Linked DNA regions of Homo sapiens: region 1 is linked to region 2. Evidence: read pairs that join two places in POLR2A ChIA-PET (ENCODE). Cell type or tissue: GM12878. All regions are shown on one strand. Each heading gives the region's core, and the rest is flanking DNA. Links, peaks and the distances in the headings are about the cores only.

The links. ChIA-PET counts read pairs that join two places held together with the same protein. Peaks named below come from ENCODE experiments on the same cell type or tissue, not always from the same donor. Only the 100,000 strongest peaks of a DNase experiment are listed, where the experiment ranks them.
Region 1: POLR2A ChIA-PET joins it to region 2 with 5 read pairs; 4 of 35 experiments call an interaction of 5 or more read pairs at or near these places.

Annotation. Positions count from the first base shown.
Region 1 is chr12:38,828,774-38,838,279 of GRCh38, forward strand. It overlaps CPNE8 (copine 8), which reads right to left. Exons shown (of 20, transcript NM_153634.3): 6 at 606-682. Among named protein-coding and RNA genes, the nearest start is that of CPNE8, 72 kb to the right of the region's middle. In GM12878, for the core only: no CTCF peak of the experiment used is centred there; no DNase peak of the experiment used is centred there.
Region 2 is chr12:38,768,929-38,780,882 of GRCh38, forward strand. CPNE8 (copine 8) reads right to left here. Exons shown (of 20, transcript NM_153634.3): 7 at 7,310-7,373. Among named protein-coding and RNA genes, the nearest start is that of CPNE8, 130 kb to the right of the region's middle. In GM12878, for the core only: no CTCF peak of the experiment used is centred there; a DNase peak (open chromatin) is centred at 6,733; H3K27ac peaks cover 2,543 bases.

The sequences.
Region 1 (9,506 bases), core at 652-4,651, 56 kb after region 2:
AAAGGAGAATAAAGCCATGAAAAATTTCTAAAATTTGCTCCCTGCCTTATTTGGAACTGGAGGAAACAGAATCAACTCATGCAATTGACATGAAAACTAAACATGATCCTAGTAATTGAAGGTGAAGATGGAATAGACCATTCTTAGTGATTACCTTCTCCCAATATTTACCTACTTACAGCTTTCTCTACAAGCCACTTCCATGGTAAAAATTATTATGAAAATTTCAATAACCAAAAGTGCATTTATGAAATACATGGTATTAACAGCAGTTTACTACATATATTTACTAACCCAAAAGAGTAAAATCTCTTTTTCAAGAAGTACGAAATCTGATAATTAATAGTACAACCAAAAGAAAAACAACACATTTCCTTATTTAAATTTGCTCATTTCATCTTGTGAAAATTTTTTAGCATAGCATATGACAGGTGACATAGAAATTATTCTTTAAAAATATGTCAAAATTATTTGTTAAAAGAAAAAACTCAAACAAGATTTTAAAACCCACTTTTGCTCCACAACCATGCATTCACCAATTCCAAACTGACAAAATAGAAACTGTTAAAGTTGGCATTTCATTGTCTGAATTAAAAAATACTTACACTATTGGTTTTTCCAGGCGACTTCCCTGTGAACCAACGATCTCTCCCAATGTACAAAACACTTGTCCCAGAAAGTCCTGAAATAGATAAAAAGATTAAAGCTCATAAGTTTCCAAACTATCTTTACAGTATATGTTTTGTACATCATACATCTGCATTGTTTTCATTGCTGAAATATTGACATTTCTAACTTCCAACAATAAGTAAAATAAGCTCAATATGCATTAATCTTACCATGTGACTTTCACATGTTTGCACAGCATTTTGTGTTTTTAATCACAGAGCAGTTATTCTGAGTTCACAGGCATTGCATTTGTTTTCTTTTTATGTTTTAAGTTACAATACAAAATAGACAAAAGTTGGAGGTTTTGAATGCACAATTGGCTTAACTTCGGATGCCTCTGAATTACTGGAATTGTTGGCTGAGGAGACAAAATGAGAAAGCCCACAGCAGAGGTGGCTAATCCCAGTAACACTTAGAGAAAGGTCATGTGATGCAGTAGCCTCAACTAGGGTCCACAGCCAACCTGCCAGGTGTCTATTCTAGTACTACCACTTACTAACTGTGATTGTAGGCAATTAATTAAGCTCTGCAGTTTGCTCTTCTCTATAATGTATTAGTACCTCCTCACAAAATTGTTCTGAGGGTTCAATTAGTTATTGCATGAGTTAATACTAGCATATTGTAAGTGCCTAAAAATGGGTTAAGTAAAATATACTATAACGTTCATTAACATACAACCGTATGATTCTTATTTTCAAGACTCAGAATAACCCTGTAAATGAGAGGTCTGATATTAACACTGCATTTCACATATAAAGAAACTAAGTGCTTATTTCACATTGCATGCCTATATCAAAACATCTCATGTACCTCATAAATGCATACACCTACTATGTACTCACAAAAATTTTTAATTTAATTTAATTTAATTTAAAAAATAGAAACTAAAACTCTAGAAGGTTGATTTTCCATAAATAGCAGAGCCAAGACAAACTCTGATGTTCTGATTCCAGACTGATATGCCACATAAGAATTTAAATACCATAAGTACAGTGCAAACTCATATATCTATAAAATAAGGGCACCAACACCATCTGGATATGTAGGTCAAGAAAATGTGAAGTTGTTCCAGGGAAAGACACGTGCCTTCTAGCTTAGCCTGTATGTGTTCAAAGAATTGCCCTGTTCTAAAACAAGGTGAGAGATCTCTCTAAATTGTTTGTGTACTGAACACGACCAAGAAAATTCCTAAGAAGGATGGACAGAGAGGATTAATGGCAAACAAAATGTGTTCAGTATACTAAATAAACAAATCTATTTAGTTTAGTAGTTTTACAGAGAAATGACTGTTCTCAGATGAAAGAAAAAAGCCAACCTATGGTGAGGAACTAGTATTGGCCCCATTTCTCAGATAAGGGAACTGAGGCACAGAGATAGTAAATTGCTCAGAGCTACAATTTGGACCCAAGTCTAAACCCAAGGCTTACTACTCACCTAATCACTATGCCAAGCCATGCTGCCTCTCTGCTTCTAGTCTAATGAAAGGAATGAGACCCAGTCACAAAAAAGCTTACCAAGCCACAAAAGTAAAAACTATGTTCTTCAGTGTTGGAGGTGGGGAAAGTGGGGGTGAGAAGTGCCCTAATTAAAAAGAGGAGGAAAAGATATCTGTAGACTAGCATAGTCAAGGGAACATTTTCCCAAAGGAATTACTTTCTTGAGAGCCAGTAAGGAATCAGATCAGATATTGCTTGGAGAGAAGATAATTGGACATTCTAGATTTACAGAACAGAGTTACAGGCCAGAGAATAATGAGAAAAGAGAAGGACTCAAGTAAAAAGCAGAAATGGAGATGAAGAGCCAAGCCCAGAGAGGGCCCTCATGACCAGACACAAAAGTTGTCTTAGGGTCATCAGAAGCAACCAGAAGCCTTTCACCAATTCAGGGACACCATTAGAGCAGTGTATTCAGAAGATTACTCAAGTGCCTATTTGCAGAGTGATTTCAGGAATGAGGAAAAAAACTAGAAGCCAGATCAATCAGAAGGCTATGGTAGTTAATAAGAGGCAAAGTGTTAAGGCCCCAAACAGTACCACACAGAAAAATGACAGGATTTGGTGAAAACCATACTTGCACATGAGACAAAAAATAACCCCACATCTGATACTTGGATACTGCCGGCATGGCCATACCTTCATTAAACTGCAAATCACTTTAAATTTGTTTTCAAATACATAAAGAGAATTTAAGATAAAGCTTTCCCATATTTAAATTAAACACCTTTCATAATGGCACTTCTTTATCAATATCAAAACAGATTTTACAAATGTTTATGGAATTTTAATAAACCTAAATTTCTTTAAGTCTCATGACAGCTAGAAAGAACTGAAAACTGAAGATCTGAAATGTATCATTGCTCTTCTGAGTCAGCAGCAAAAAAACACACAAGGGCGATTCCAGAATTCTTTTCTAAGGATAGTTATGCTTATGCGCACCTGCAAATACTACATATTAAATGGACTTTGCCAATGGAGTAGCGAGTCTCAGTAAAAGCCATCTGTGCTGAAATTGCTCAAGAGAATAAAACATAAATATTGAGCAGGATCATATTAATATGGAGACACACTAACAAATACAAGAGAACACATGAACAATCATCTTGGCTGAACAAAATCAACAAAACGTGCACCAAAAAGCTATGACGTGAATCTGTGTATTTCTGTATCAAAGGCCACACACACACTGGTGTCAACCAGCTCTGGCTAGTCCTAGCTGATTGGCCAGAACTCCACTAGACTGGTTTGATAAACCCCTGAATTAAAAACACCTGAGTGCTAGGTAATGAGGACGATTTCATACCTACAAGAAGCACGGGAAAGGGTGTGTGGCTTGACATACACTATGACATACACCACTGGACTCTACAGAAAAAGCCCCAGGAGAAAACTAAGTCAGAAGTCATTTCCTTTTCCAGCTCCACCAGCGCAGGGCAATGCAATCACCCAATTAGCTAAACTGGGACTGCTGAAGAATCAACACAGGCCCATAATGGCAGACATGAAAAGCACAGACATCTGCTGAGAAGGAAAACAGTACTGTGGCAGTAAGCTGGACATACAGCCATACAGGGCAGTATTGCCAGATCACTTCCCAGGCCTCTCCCTTAAAGGTGAAGCTGGGAAGTGTAAGGCTATAGAAGACCTCGGCCTGTTGCTCTTGCAAATTCAGGTGAGTATAATGTACATACGACTTAAATGGAGGCCTCTACAGGTACCGTACATTTTGCCCCCAAATATTTATGGCACTCTCAGCTAATGTTTGTATTTTTAGTAGAGACAGGGTTTCGCCATGTTGGCCAGGATGGTCTCGAACTCCTGAGCTCAGGTGATCCACCTGCCTCAGCCTCCCAAAGAGCTAGGATTAGAGGCATAAACCACTGCACCCGGGCTTGATTCAATATTTTAGTAGAAACAATTTCTCACATTTTAATATTATAAAAAAGCAAGAATTTGTCTTTTTAACGGATAGATCCATCTACAAACCAAAATGCTAAATCCAACCTCCGAGAGATAATACAAAGTTCTAAATTTAAATTACAAATACAATTTCTAAAATTATACCCTATCCTTGAATGTGTACATTTCTTTTCCCTCAGCACAACTGTTGGTTTTTAAGATATTTTTGGCTACACCAGGAGCAGTGGCTCACACCTGTAATCCCAGCACTTTGGGAGGCCGAGGCGGGCGGATCACTTGAGGTCAGGCGATCAAGACCAGTCGGGCCAACATGGTGAAACCCCATCTCTACTAAAAATACAAAAATTAGCTGGATATGGTGCTGTGTGCCTGTAATCCCAACTACTTGGGAGGCTAAGGCAGGAGAATCGCTTGATCCCGGAGGCAGAGGTAACAGTGAGCTGAGATCGTGGCACTGTACTCCAGCCTGGGCGACAGAGTGAGACCTTATCTCAAAAAAAAAAAAAAAAAAAAAGAAAAGAAAAGATACCTTTGGCTTTCTAACAGTCCAAATGAAGGCAGTTAAATAAGACACTGAAAGAAAATTTTCAACAAGTAGATGATCAGTGACTGAAATTAACCTTTTTTTTTTTTTTTTGAGACGGGAGTCTTGCTCTGTTGCCCAGCCTGGAGTGCAGTGGAGCGATCTCGGTTCACTGCAAGCTCCACTTCCTGGGTTTGCACCATTCTCCTGCCTCAGCCTCCCGAGTAGCTGGGACTACAGGCACTCGTCACCACGCCCAGCTAATTTTTTGTATTTTTAGTAGAGACGGGGTTTCACCGTGTTAGCCAGGATGGTCTCGATCTCCTGACCTCGTGATCTGCCCGCCTTGTCCTCCCAAAGTGCTGGGATTACAGGTATGAGCCACCGCACCCGGCCACCAATTTTTAAAAATTATCAAAGGATAACATGAAGAGCTCTTTTACACAGGGCAGTCAGGTAAGTCCTTGCAGTTATCTATTCAAGTAGATACCTGAATCATGTGAGGGAGGGAACCATGTGAATATCTGGGGCAGAAGCATTACAGATAGGAGAAAAAGCAAGAACAAAGTCCCTGAGACAAGTATTTGGGTGCTCAAGGAAAAGCAAGAGAGACAGCAGGTTAGAGCAGGGTGAGCAATGATGAGAATGGCAGGAGAGGAGGTAACCAGGGGCTATATCAAGGACTGATTTCTATCCCAAGTGTGGATGAAAGCCATTGGAGGGTTTAAACTGGAAAGCGACATGTCCTAGCTGGCTTTTAAAATGATCATTCTAGCTACTCTTCTTCCCTCAAGATTCTATCCTATTCTCTTCTCCATTTGCATTTTCTTAGATAACTCTGAGTTCCAACTTGATTGGCTGATGGTTAGTAAATCTATATCTTAGTCTTCAAACACTGCCTAATCAATATCTCCATTTGGATGCTTACTGGGGGTCTCAAATTTAACATGAACTTGGCCTTACCATGGGTCTCTCAATCCTCACCCCCCTGCCTCAATCTCCTTCTCCCCAATGTACCTCATTATATGAACCACATCACTATTTACCCATTTGTTCTCATCAGGAACCTAGTAGCCACTCTAACTTCTCTTATTTTTACACTGGACATCCAATTCATCATCAGTCATACTACCAACATATATTCCAAATCTGACCACGTCTTACCACTTCAATGGTTTTTAACCACCAAAGGTTGCTCACCCAGTCAAACTACAACAGCCTTATAACTGACCTCCTTAATTCCAGTCTTGCTTCCTCAACCCCATTCTCCACTTCAACTGTCACAGTCACCATTTAAATGCATAAATCAGATCACATCATCCTCCAGTGATATCCATCCAAAAAAAGAAAAATCCAAACTCTTTTTTTAACTGTGGCCTCCAAATCTCTCCATCATCTGATTCCTATGTATGTTTCCGAACTATTTCAGTACACTCCCTTCATCACTCATAATATTTTACATATGGTAGCCAACTTTCTGTCACACCAACATTCCAAACTTTTTTTTTTTTTTTGAGATGGAGTTCACTCTGTCACCAGGCTGGAGTACAGTGGCACAATCTCGGCTCACTGCAACCTCCGCCTCCCTGGTTCATCCCTGGTTCAAGCGATTCTCCTGCCTCAGCCTCCTGAGTAGCTGGGATTGCAGGCATGTGCCACCATGCCCATCTAATTTTTGTATTTTTAGTAGATACAGGGTTTCACCACGTTGGCCAGGATGGTCTCAATCTCCTGACCTCGTGATCTGCCCACCTCGGCCTCTCAAAGTGCTGGGATTACAAGCATGAGCCACCGCACCTGGCCCCAGACTCTTTCTTGACTCAAGGCCACTGGACTGTTCTTCCTTTTGCCTGGGATGCTGTTCTCCTAGATTTTCAATCATTCCCTCCTTCTCCTCAGTAAATATACACCCAAGGTGATAAATGGCATAGAACCATGCTGGTTGGTTTAGGGAAACTTCAGCTTCTGACTACTGGTGCTTCTCCAGTCACTCTCTCCCAGTGTCAATGTCTTACTAGTTTAAGTGCCATAAAGAAAGTCAAGTATCTTAATCACTTATTGTATTCATGTTCATTGAGTAAATCTGCTTACCTCACCTCTTCAATTCCAAAATGTAAGCTGCTTTAGGAGAGAGGCCTTGTTTGTCTTATTCATTGCTATATTCCCCAGCATGACAAGTGCCTGTCCTATATTTATTGCCTGTCTGCCTATATGAATATATATTAATACTTTAGAATTTAGTTCATCTATATATACGTTAAATTAGCTTTATACTCTAATGAAAGAATCTTGCCCCACTTAAAAATCTGTTTCTATGAGAAAATCCATTTCATGGTCCAAACAATATTCAAATAAAATTTTTAAATATAACTGATCTGTATGTGAAAGCTTATATTTATAATATTTAGAAAGTGTATTAAAAAATATACACCTTCACTGAAGTCTAGTATCTAGTGTACAAAATAATCCAGTGACCCATGAATACGTCTGAAACAAAAAGTTTAGTGGTGCCTTCCGCAACCAACCAAGTGGATAAATGTATTTTGGATTGCCTTGTCTGTATGAAAATTTAGTATATAGAGTACAGTTTCTATGTTATCTGGTCCAACATCCCAAGCAGAATCCTGTACACACCAATTATGGGCCTGTCATTAATCCTTTCATTAATGATTTGGCTTATGCAATTTAATTATGCAAATGAAAGTATGCTATGTAGTTCTGCTAATAGTATTTAGTTGAGTAGGTTCACTAGTACCTTACAGAACAAACTCAGAATTCAAAATGCCATATTTTGTTCACAGGGCCTAACAGTATAGGGAAAAATATCTTAGTAAAGCTATTTCCTCAGAGAATCATAAACAGAATAAATCTTCTAAAAAAGATGTCCCTAGATTCCATAAGTCTTTGTCTGGTGCACAATGATTTTCACTAAAACACGTTTCCACCACAAATAGAATCAATTAAAGTAATTATGATCATTTACGTCTTATGTCATATTTATTTGCAATGTTAGAAATCTAAGGTGCAGTTCTATATTCTATCTCCATTTTCCCTAACAGTATCAAAAAACAGGAATTTGACCCAAGAGTCTTAAGTACCGAACACCAAATAAAGTCATCCTGAGAGAAAATTCTTTCAAAATTATCGGAAAAGAGAATGGAAAAAAAAAATTATTATTACTAATTCAAGGGGTCTCTCTTGCTACAAAATCCCTTTTATAAAAAAATAAGTAAGTGCCTTTATGCCACATGCAACCTGGGCACTTAGCAGTTTTTCCTACAAGGTTCCAGTTCATATTTATTTCACTTTGCAAAATTGGCAGGTAGACAACAACAGTCTTAATGAATCATATCCTCAGGGAATAAACCTATCTTGTTCATTGATTCTGTCTGATCTTCAAAAATCCTCATGAATTTCTTTTGGGTTGGATGAGCTATATGCGTCTTTACCTAAAATCTGTACTTGTATGCTTTCAATTAAGGAATAGCTTTTGCTATAAATTTCTAACAGAAATCTAGATAGTCATCTCTAACAGTTCTTATAACAATTCAAAAACACATTTTTCTTCTCTTTCGACATCCTTCACCTACTTATAAGCTCAGGCACTTATTAACTAATCTGTATAGTCGACTAAATATATTTTAAAAATATAACACAGACACAAATATAAAGGATAGCTTAAAATGTAAAATAATATAAATCATGGGACCTACAGGAGACGATGCAATATATCGGTAGAAAAGTAATGAGAATCTGAACTAAGGCAATAACAGCAAGAAGGGAAAGAAGAAGGCAGAAAGAGAAGCATTTTTTTGTTAGAAGGAATAGGACTTGGTGGCTCAGTAAAAGTCAAACGTGACACAGAAAGTGGTTAACCATGCATCCAAATTTTCTAACTGAGTAAACTGTGTTGATGAATTATTCTCAAGATAAATCACAGAAGCAGAAGCACATGATCTGGAAGGAAAAAATCATAAATTTTAGATCTACTTGAGTTTTAGGCTTCTGTGGAGTATGTACTAGGAAATACTTAACAAGCAATTGAAACTTGCATTTGCTAAGGTATCCAGAGGGATAAACACTTGAGGGTCATCAGGTATGGTAGGGACATGGTTGAGCTCTCCCAAAAACAGTTTATATAGTGAGATGAGATAAAAATTGAAAATAAAGTTATGAGAAAAAATAATATTTAGGGATAAGAGGAGGAAATAAAGCTTAAAGTGACAGATAATGGGTAAACAGGGAGGCTGGAGAAGCAGCAAGGGAGAGGTTTCTGTGGAAGTTAGAAATGAATGTTTCAAGAACGGAGTAGTCAATCCTATTTGGAACAGAGAGAGAGAGATTATGAGGTAAAGAGTGAAGAGAAGACATTCAATCTTAATCTAACCTATGTCAGGGTAGTTTAAGCAGAATTGAAAACCTGATGAGGAGATAGTAAAAGAGGTATCATGAGGGTAAAGCAGTGTCAAGATAAAATTTCTTACGATGAGAAGATAAAATTTTCTTATGAAAATAAAAGTATTTCTACAAAAGAGAAAGATTTGAAAGGAAATATACATTTATGATTTCTAGGAGGAGTATCTCTTATATAATAAAATGTAGTCACTAGTGACTATTAAAGGGAAAAGAATTAGCCATGTTTAAGGTACCTTCCTATCCCATACACTTCTCTCTGCCCTGTACTTAAGGCAACTCCACTGATAGGAAACACATGTTCCCAACTTCACTTAAAATATCCAACCCCATGGAAATGTCCTTACCTGCCAGTTATTACGCCCTTTGAAGAGTAGTTTGAACTAAGAAACACAGAAACTATATTCAGGGAGAGTGGTACTTGGAAGTCTATGTCCAGTCAGAAGTGGTGAGGTCATTTCCCTAAACAGAGAAACTTGGTCTTC
Region 2 (11,954 bases), core at 4,851-8,850:
TCTGAAAAAGCATTCCCTTATTCATCACTTCTTTATCTTACAGAGTCCAGCAATACTTACTAAGTATACACCTAAACTTTTAATTATTTCCTTTCAGTAATTCCAGAAGACTACACAAAACATGATGCTACCTTTATCATTCATTCATTCACTCATTTTCTTACTTAGCAAACATTTAGCAAGCAATAGTCAAGCTAGAATCTTGGAATAGGGTAATGAACAAGGCAGTATCTACCCTTGGAAAGGTCAGATTTCTTAATTTCACATTTTCAAAAGTATTGGTATAGTATTATTTGATTTTACTTGTAGCATGTAGCTGTGATAACTTCTATCAGAGGAACATTTATAACAGAGCAGGAAATACATTCTAGCAACGTATAGTGACAATAGAGGTAAGGACAATATGGACATCACTATCACCTCAAACCTCTCAAGCATATCATGTTCTTTTTAAATTAGAGGTTTAAAGATCAAAAAGTTCTATACTATCTATTATAGAAGTAGTGAAATAATCATTCTGGATGATCAAATTATAAAATCAAAGGCAGCATTGAAAAGGCGAGCTGTTTGGTTTAGTTTGTTTATTTTGAATGCCCCTTCATTTCCATATATATTTAAATGCCCTTGGGAGAGAATGGCTTTCTAAGAACATGGGGACATTCCAAGGACATTGTTCTTGCAGAAAAACATTACACTTTAACACATTTCTCCCAAAGCACCTGGACCAAAATATAAACTTCCAAGAAACATTCTGTATACTTACAATGCATAATAGATAAATGAAATGTGTTTATTTCAAATAGATTGTGAATAAAACATCAGAGGTGTATTATTATAAAAGCATGAATTTTCATAGGCTCACTGGTAAATGTAATACTAAATTTAATTTTTCAAATTATATCCCTTAGGGCTTGCAAAATGAATAACTGATTCAAAATAAAGATTTATTTCAATGAAGAAAATTATATAACCTTAGGAAAAATAATGTTCTTGCAATTACTCAGGTTAACAACTTAGCAGGGATTAAATGGTACATTTGTATTAAGCACAAAATACATCTTGTTTGAGAGGAAAAGTATTTATATACTTTTAGAAATACACTAGCATCACTGCAAAGTTTTGTTTTGTTTTGCTTTGTTTTTATGCCTTATGCTTAATGTCACCTAATACATTTTTTAAGACCTCTCTTTAATACTCCACATATAAGGACCATTCTATTGCATAAAGCCACTTGGATGTTTCACAGGCACTTCTAACATATTCCAATCTGAACATCTAACGTCTATCCATAAACTTGCTTCTCCTATAATTTTCCCAGCTCAGTTAGTGGCATTGTCATTCACTCAAGTGCCCAAAGAAGCCATCCTTGACTCTTCTATTTTCCTGATCCTTTATCCAGTCCACCACCAGTTGCATCATTTACCTCTAAAATTTTGCTCAAATCTTTACTTTGGCTCTGCTGCCACCACCTCAGTCCAGTTCAATCTTATTTCTCACCCAGACATGTTCATTGACATTTATTCCTTACTCCCACTTCGACTCTTTGATGTATCCAATCCATTCTCCATTCAGCAGACAGAATAAAAGTCTTGAAACATGAAAAATTCATGTTGCTCACAACTTAAAATGCTTTAAGGCTTTCCCTTGCATTTAGGAAAAATGCAGAACCTTTAACATGGTCCGCAAAGGCCAACATCTAATGGGTTCTGACCAGCCTTTTCCACCTTCAACTGGCAATGTTTTAGCTCAATCAACTCCCACTGCTCACCCCTGGCCATCTCACATCGGACCCACACATGCCTTTCCCACCTCAGGACCTTATACAGCTGTGTCTGCTGGAATTCTTATCCTTGGGCTGGCAAACACTACTCCTTCTTTAGGTCTTAGCTTAAATGTCACTTTCTCAAAGAGGCCCAGTGATTCCCCCAAGGCTTAATATAAATTAGATCCCTGCTGTACTCTCATAATATATTTGAATCACTTGTCACATATCATGACATATATTACCTGCATAGTCAGCCGACTAATGTCTCTCTTTCCCACAAACTATGTGTTCATTAAAAACAAGGACCAGGTTTGGGGGTTGTGGTGTTGTGTTTTGTACTGTTTTTTTCTTGCCATTCTATTCTAAGCATTCATTCCAAGGACATAATAACATTTTGTAAACACTGTTCAATCAATCAATAAATAAAAACAAAAAATATACTTTATGAAAAATTTCAAGCTACTTTTAAAATACTACATAAAAGGCCAGGCATAGCGGCTCATGACTGTAACCCCAGCGCTTTGGGAGGGCAAGGGGGGCTTGGATCACTTGAGTCTGGGAGTTCAAGACCAGCCTGGACAACACAGTGAGACCACATCTCTATCAAAAAAAAAAAAAAAAATTAGCCAGGTGTGGCGGTGCCTGCCTATGTTCCCAGCTAGGAGGGAGACTGAGGTGGGAGAATCACTTGAGCCCAGGAGCTCAAAGCCTGCAGTTAGCCAAAATTGTGCCACTGCACTTCAGCCTGGGCAATAGAGTGAGACCCCGTATTTAAAAAAAAAATACTGATTGAAGATACACTCCCAACATAATTTCTAAACTACATTAGTTTTTACTGTGGCATTTAATTAAATATAAAATTTGCATTTGAATAAAACTGTATCAAAATAAGTTGAGATAATTAGGATTATTACACTACAAATAAATATTTGTATAAATTTATGACCTATACATCCCTTAAATGCTACCATTTCTTTCCTATAGAGTATCCATCTAAAGGAAGAATTAATAATATTCCCATTTTTAGAAGAAAACATAGAGCCTTGTGATATTGGCCTTGGATATTATTTCTTGGATATGATACAAAAGCATAGGCCACAAAAGCAAAAATACACGTGGGACTGCATCAAACTACAAAGCTTCTGCTCAGCAAAGGAAACAATCAACAGAATGAAAAGGCAACCTACAGAATGGGAGAAAATATGCTGTGGTTGCTATGACTTGTTTGTCCCTACCAAAGCTCATATCGAAATTTGATCACCAGTGTGACAGTGCTGGGAGGTGGGGCCCCATGGAAGGTGTTTGGGTTATGGGTGTGAATCCCTCATAAATAGGTAGGTGCTGCTTTCACAGTCTTGAATGAGACTGGATTAATTCTCTCAGAATGAGTTCATTCTATTAAGAGTGGGTTTTTATAAAGCTAGGGTGCCCCTCAGGTGTCCCTATGTTCACAAATGTCTGCTTCCACTTTCACTTTCTCTGCCACAATGTGAAACAGTATGAAAGCCCTTACCACAAGCCAGTACCATGCTCTTGAGCTTCTCAGCTGGTAGAAGAGTGAGCTAAATAAACTTCTTTTTAAAAATAAGTTACCTACTCTCAGATATTCTTTTATTGCAACACAAAATGGACTAAGATACTGTATACTATAAAGGTTAATTTCCAAAATATATAAGGAACTCCTACAAATCTTCAAAAATACTGCAAAAACTAAAAATAAATAAAAATAAAAAATAGAAAATCAACCCAATTTAAAAATGGGCTAAGAACCTGAATAAGCATATCTCTAAGGACATACAAATGACCAACACACATATGAAAGGTGCTCAACATCACCAATCATCAGAGAAATGCAAATCCATACAAAAGATTAGCTCACGCCTGTTAGAATGCCTACTATCAAAAAACAAACGCAAAAGGAAGCAGTGTCAGTGAGGATGTAGAGAAAAGGAAACCCTTGTACACTGTTGCTAGGAATGCAAATTAGTGCAGCCACTGTGGAAAATAGTAGGAGGTTCCTCAAAAATTAAAAGCAGCACTACTGTATGATCCAGCAATCCCACTTCTGGGTATATATCCAAAGAAAGAGACTGAAATCAGTATCTTGAAGAGATATCTGAACTCCCATGTTTATTCTAGCATTATACACAAATAAGTCAAGATATTGAAGCAAATGAAGTGTCCATCAACAGATGAATAGATACAGAAAATGTTTTATATATATATAAAATTTATACACACACACACACACATATATATGTAAAACAATGGAATATTATTCAGCCTTAAAAAGGAAGAACATCCATCCATTTGCAACAAGATAGATGAGCCTGGAAGACACTATATAAGTGAAATAAGACAGCCATAAAAAGATAAATACTACATATTGTAACTTACATGAGGATTCTAAAATAGTCAAAATTATAGAAGCAGGGAGTAGAATGATGGTTTCCCGGGATTGAGGGGAAGAAGAAACTGGAAGGTATTATCAAGGAGCACAAAATTTCAGTTATGTAAGATGAATAAGTCATAGAGATCTACTATATACAGTATAGTACCTATGGTTAACAATACTGCACTGTATATTTAAAAATCTGCTGAAAGGGTAAATCTTATGCTGTTTATTATCACAAAAATATTAATAATAAATAAGCAGGGTAGGGGGAACCATTGTAAGTGACTAATATATGACATTGATTGTGGTGATGGTTTCATGGGTATATACCTGTCTCCAGACTCATCATGATGTATACATTAAATATGTCCAGTTATTTGTATGCCAATTATACCTAATAAACTGGTTTAAAAAAATTGTCATTTTACAAATGCATAACTTAAAGCTTCAACAATATAACCTCACTCGGCTAAATAGTGAAAAAGGTAAGACTAAAATGTAGGTGAGCTGACTCTAAAGCTTATGTTCATTGTACAAGTTAATAACTGACAACTCGTTTTAAAGAAAAATGTAGATTTTTATGATGTTGTAGGTGAATTAAAATGATTGCATTCAACATTATAAATAATAATGCCCAATACTTTTAATGTTCCCTAAAGTATAAATTTAAAAAGCATTGATTCTTCTGAAGTAACTATGAACATTTCTTTGAGTACACTTGTGCATTCTACTATACTAATGTAGTAATGAAATACTATTTCAAGTTTATTAGTATTAATAATGATGCTGATGATCAATAAGGCTATAGCCAGGAATCAGGACATAGAAAACATAAGATGAAGTTACACCAAGATTTTAAACAATATTGATAAAAATATTAAACTATAATTTCTAAGTATGAGAAATATGTATTGACTCATTGAAAGATAATTCCAGATGTTATTGAATTAATTGTAAAAAGAGGGATAAAAATACCTAGACCACTAAATGACACATTCCCTTTCATTTACTAAGGCCTGGTAAAAGAATTTTCCCGGCTCTTCCAACAAGAGAGTAGAACTGAAAGTGGAAGATATTTAGGATGCAGCCTGTCCATACTCAACCTGTGTCTTGGTATCTTGGCTCTACTTTGAAATAGAACAGATAGTACTGTATTCATGACACATTTACATAAAATCTGCTCAATAAACTCAAGATTTTGACAAAATAGCATGTTAATATCACCAAAAAGAACATGTATCTTATTGACTGTGAACTTCCTTTTTTCTTTCCTCCTTTATCATACAAAACATATATTATTTGAAACATTTACAAATTGAGACAAGTATAAATGATGATTAGATGATAATATAATTTAAAAAATCATTGTATCATTTTAACTAAAAAAATAGGATAGGTAATATCGCTGCATTTAAATAATTATGCTATATTTTCTAAGGCACTGGGTAGTATATGCAAACTACTTTTATGTACATTATAGTATCAAACTTAATGTTATGGTAGTTAATTGCCAGGACTGGAAGATTTTTTTTTTAAATAGTCTAGTGATTAGTTCACATTTTTTGGTTTATTGCCCTTCAAATACGAAAAGTAAAACACAGAGTAAGTAGTCAAGTGTCTTGATTAGACAAAGTACAAATTAGTAGCAAAACCAAAACTTGAGTCTGATAGTCTTTAACAGCATTATATGTGGGCATGTTGGGGTATTTTTTAGATGAGAAAAGTGAGACTGATATGACCGTGACATGCCCAGGGGGACAAAGACAATGAGCACAACAACAGAAAGGCTTCAATTTACATGTTTTTTAAATGACTTAAATTATAATATTAGTGTTTAACTATTTCCACTCATCTGTTATTATAGTTCCTATTGTTATCTCACTGTTCTACTCCTGCCCCCAGAATCCCAAAGGTATGTAATCAGCTGTAATACCCAGTTTCTATCATTTGCTGACAATATCATATGATTCCCTGAGCATATTATCTCAACTATCTATCTATCTATCTATTGATCATCTATCTATATTTGAGAGATATAATATATACATATATTTGAGACAAGGTCTTGCTCTGTTGCCCAGGCTGGAGTGCAGTGGCACAATAGCTCACGGCAGCCTTGAATTCCTGGGCTCAAGTGATCCTCCCACCTTGGCCTCCCAAAGGCTGAGATTACAGGCATGAGCCACCATGTCCCACCAGAAATGTATTATGTAAATAAAGCTACAGAATTTATCTAAAAGTTAAAAAGACAACTTTTTGAGATAATAAAATAAACTATGGCTCTCTCTATAAAAACTCTGGTCAATGTCAAAATGTTAAGCTTTTGGTATTTGGGGTGAGTTTCTGTTCCTACAATCAAGCAGCAACTAAAAGTAAAGAGCACTAGAGGTAATCTAGGGAAAATTTTTTTCCTCTGGAAATACCAATTCCCAGAGATCTGCTGGCCCACATTAAACAGACAATATTGACTTCAGATTAAGCTGGTCATTGTTACTTTCAGTCTGGAGTGTCATAGCTATCACCCCATTTCTTGACAACAGTGAAATCATTAATCATGAGTCAATGGGTGCATCAGCAAATCACAACTGAAAGTAGCAATGTTCTAAAAATACAGAGTATGCACTCTCTGTAGTCATACTGCTAGCTGTAGTGGCAGCTAATCCTTTCTTCAAATGTGGACTTCCCAAGCTAACAAGAGATGGAACCAATATAAATTCTGGATTAATTAAATTAGAAAAATTGGGGAAAATATCTTATACAAATGGGGTAAACTCAAATGACAAGAAATATTCCTTCAGGATTACACACAGATCTTCAAAAATACTGCAAAAAAGTTTGCAGTAATTGAACTGATTGGTATAACTGACTATTCCTTATACTAATGCTTAAAAAGCAGTATTGATATTAGGTGTTATTTTAATACTTTCAATTCCTTAAAAAGATTATTAAAATAACTAATTATACTTTTCAGACTATGAAATACAGTCTCTCTGGTCATAGGGCTAAGTACCTAAAATGATATTTTATGGGTTATAAAATTGTATAACACTTTTGCTACAATTACTTAAAAATTAATTAGTTAAGTACAATTTTAGATATAGCATTTGAAGTATGGAAGTATTTTCTAAACCAAAGAAATATTTACTTACCCTGCAACAGTTTAATTCCTCTGCTGTAAGTATGATTGTACCACATTTCTTCCCTGGAATTCCTCTAAAACAACAAAAATATATTTATATACATTAATATGTTATATTAATACTATATAATATAAATTTATATATCATGTTTATTTTTATGTACTCTAATAAAGAGCATATAATAATAACATGGTTCTTCCCTAACAAATATATTTTGAGTAGCTGGGATTACAGGCCCAGCTAAATTTTGTATGTTTTTTTAGCAGAGATGGGGTTTCGCCATGTTGGCCAAGCTGGTCTCAAACTCCTGACCTCCAGTGATCCGCTCCCCTCGGCCTCCCAAAGTGCCGGTATTACAGGCATGAGCTACCACACCCGGCCCTCAATGAGACTAAACTTTCAACATAACTTTAAACATGTCGATCCTCTCCTCAAGAATCTTCAATATCTCCATATTGTCTAATATATAATAAAATATAAGATAATGTAATAGTTATGCATCATCTAATTATGTTTCAGTAAGAAACAGATTGCATATACATTGGTGGCCCCATAACATTATAATGGAGCTGAAAACTTTCTACTGCCTAATGATGTAATATCTTAGCACAGAGCATTACTCATGTGTTGGTGTAATGCTGAGGCAAACAAATCTACTGTGCTGCCAGTCATACAAAGTATGTATGTACAGTCCATAATACTTGACAATGATAGTAAACATCAAATATGTTACTGTTTATGTATTTTCTATACTATACTTTTTATCATTATTTCAAAGTGTATTTCTTCTACACATACCAAAAAAAAAAAAACAAAGCTAACTGTAAAAACAGCCTCATTTAGGTCCTGCAGATGTTCCAAAAGAAGGCACTGTTATCACAGGAGACAACAGCTCCATGCATGGTACTGCCCCTGAAGGTTTTCCAGTGGGACAAGATGTGGAGGTGGAAGACAGGGATACTGAGGATCCTGACCCTGTGTAGGCCTAGGTAAATGTATAACTTTGTGTCTTAGTTTTTAACAAAAAAAAGTTTAAAAAGTAAAAATAAATAAATAACTTAAAAACAGAAAAAAGATTACTGAATAAGGATATAAAGAAAGGAAATATTTTTGTACAGCTGTGCAATGTGTTTGTGTTCTAGATAAGTGTTATTATTAAAACATTTTAAAAAGTTTAAAATATTTTAAAGTAAAAACATTATAGTAAGTTAAGGTTAATTTATTATTGAAGAAAGAAAAATAGTTTTAAATAAATTTAGTGTAGCCTAACTATACAGTGTTTATAAAGCCTACAGTAGTATAATGTCTCAGGGCCTCACATTCACTCACCACTCACTTAGACTCACCCAGAGCAACTTCCATTCCTGTAAGCTTCATTCATGGTAAGTACCCTACACAGGTATACCATTTTATATGTTTACTTATGTTTAGATACACAAATACTGATGTTACAATTACCTGTTCAGTGAGGTAACATGCTGTACACATTTGTAGCCTAGGAACAAGAGGTTATACCATATAGCCTAGGTATGTAGTAGGCTAGACCAGGGGTCTGCAACCCCAGGGCTGCAGAGCACGAGATGAGTGGCAGGCACCAGCAAGCTGAGCCTCATCTGTTTTCACAGCAGCTCCCCATCGCTGGCATTACTACCTGAGCTCTGCCTCTTGTCAGATCAGCAGCAGCATTAGATTCTCATAGGAACGTGAACCCTATTGTGAACTGAGAGGGACCTAAGTTGCATATGCTTCTTATGAGAATCTAATGCCTGATGATCTGTCATGGTCTCCCATCACCCCCACATGGGACCATCTACTTGCAGGAAAACAAGCTCAGGGGTCCCACTGATTCTACATGACATTGAGTTGTATAATTATTTCATTATAATATAATAATAATAGAAATAAAGTGTACAATAAATGTAATGCACTTGAATCATCCCGAAACTACCCCCAAACCCCCAGTGCATGGAAAAATGATCTTCCACAAAACCGCTCCTTGGTACCAAAAAGGTTGGGGACTTCTGGGTTAGACCATCTAGGTTTGTGTAAGTACAGCCTATGGTGGTTTCACAACAATGAAATCACCTAAGGAAGCATGTCTCGGGACATATCACTGTTGCTAAGTAGTGCATGACTATAGAACAAAATGTTCTCATGGTTTCTAAGTTTTTTAGTATGTTATTAAAACCTATCTAAAACTATGGGTTTCACTGTTCCCTCTCCTTTCATCAACTCGGTGACATTTTGTGCTTATTTCTTCTTTGTGTTCACTCCCATGCCTTGATAAACTATAGCTTGTTAACTGTTCCCTATTTCGCCTCAAACTTTCCATATCCCCAAATTGGATATGGAACAAGTTCCATTTGTTCCAAGAAAACCTTATCCTAGGCAGCCTTACACAAAGCTCAGCCTTTTCTGCTTTCCTATTGATGTTAAAGTCAATACTGCAAGGTTTAGCACTTAATTATTCCTTAACTGTTAAAAGGACAAATTGTTAACCTTTCTTTTCTCAAGTTGATTATGCTTTCTGTAAGAGCAATATTCACGACATAAACCTCTTGTAAGCACAGAGTTAAATGTCTGTATACAGCAGGTGTTTAGTTTATAGGTAAGTATGTAATATACAGTCATGCATTGCTTAATTCTTGTTTCCACCATGTATTTACTCTTAACCAGGGTCATTGCACATGTCAAGATCTTCCATCTTCCCTAGGTCCTTATGACTAAGAACTCAATATAGCATGGCACATTTTGTCTTATATTACTACATTATCGTTTTCAGCATCCTTCCAGCATCCTTAATCAGTTAATTTTTCTAATTCAGCTGTACCTTTCTCTTCTTCTTTCTATTTGTGAACTATGAGTTTAATATATTCAGCATTATGGAAAACCAAACACCCTGACTGAGCATCAACCTGAACACACTTTACAATGCTGAATAAAATATGCAAAGATCTTTATAAATGCTCAGATAACATTGCAAGAAAATAAGGACCAATCAGAAGCTTAAAGTGAAGTCAGAAAGATAAGCAGAACTGAACACTGGAGAACTTGATCTTAGGCTTCTGATTTTTATGGTTACTTAGGGCACAAAAATTAGAGAGAAAATCAAGAGGAGGTGGGACTCACAAGGTGGGAAATTCAATAAACAGCCAACCCACAGCATAAAGCTTATATCTCATTAACTAGATTGCCTGATTGTAGCATGAGTTATATATAAACATTCACTTTATGAGCCTAAAAAATAAATCGCTGCCTTAAAAGGTGGAGATGAGTGAAAGAGAAAAAAATGTATCCTAATAATTTAAGGCTCAACCAGGCTTGCTGTCTTAATTGACATCACTTGAGTAGTTACCAAAACTTCAAACCAAGAATTACATTTAATTCAAGTGATCATGGTTGCCTGGTATATGCAAATCCTCTCCAGAAAAGTTTCCCTTCAAATTACATCTCAAAATATCTCACATTTAAAGTTTTAAAAGTAAATGTGAAGCTCGTTTTATAATATTAAAAAATAAACAAGGAAAAATGCACCCACCATGAGTTAGACTCTCCAAAACAACAGGTTGCAGAATCAAACACAGATTTAGAATGTTGTAAATATTATGAATAGTATACAAAATATAAGCATTTATAATATATTTAAAATGTAAAGAGGAAATGGACATATGGATAACTAGCAAAGGATTATAAAAAATAAGCAAGAATATTTGGAACAGAATAGGGAGCCCAGAAGTAAATCCAAGCTGTCATTGCCAGTGCCAATGTCCAGGCACTTTTCCTCTATTTTCTCTTCCAGGAGTTTCATTGTTTCTGGTCTTATGTTTAGGTCTTTTACCCATTTTGAGCTGATTTCTGTGTATGGTGTAAAGTAAGGGTCCAATTTAATTCTTTTGCATGTGGAAGTCTAGTTTTCTCGGCACCATTTATTAAAGGGACTATCTGCTCCCCATCCTGTCCTCCTGGTTCCCTTGTAAAAAATCAGTTGACTATATATGTTTGGATTAGACAAAGGTGAAGAGAGAATTAGTGAACTGAAAGAAGGATATAAATAAATTATCCATAATGCAGCATGGAGAAGCAGACATGGGAACTATTATGAAGAGGTTTGGAGTCACAGAACACAAATGTAAAAGGTCTAATAATATGTTTAATCAGAGTTCCAGTAGAAGAAGGAATAAATAGAGCAGATGCAATGTTTGAAGAGATAATGGCTGGGAAACTTCTAGAAATGGTGAACCACCTCAATTTCTAGATTCAGAAAGCTCAGTGAATCCCAAGCAGCATAATAAAAATAGATTTACACTTGGGCACATGATAGGAGCATGGAAAAACGTGAGAGATGAAGAATATATCTCCAGAGGAACCAGACAGAAAAGACAGATGATCGACAAAGATATGATCTACAAAGATTAAACTAAGAGCTGACTACTTGGAAGCAACACTGGAAACTGAAAGATAATTGAAACAATATCTTCAGTGGTATGAAAGAAAATAATTATAAATATAAGATTGTAAACAGTAAAGATCTATTCTAAAAACAAGCATAAACTATAGATACTTTGAAACAAATAAGAAATAATGCATTTATATTCAAGAATCTTTGCTTGAGAAGTTTCTAAAGAATGGGTTTCAAACTGAAGGAAATGATCAC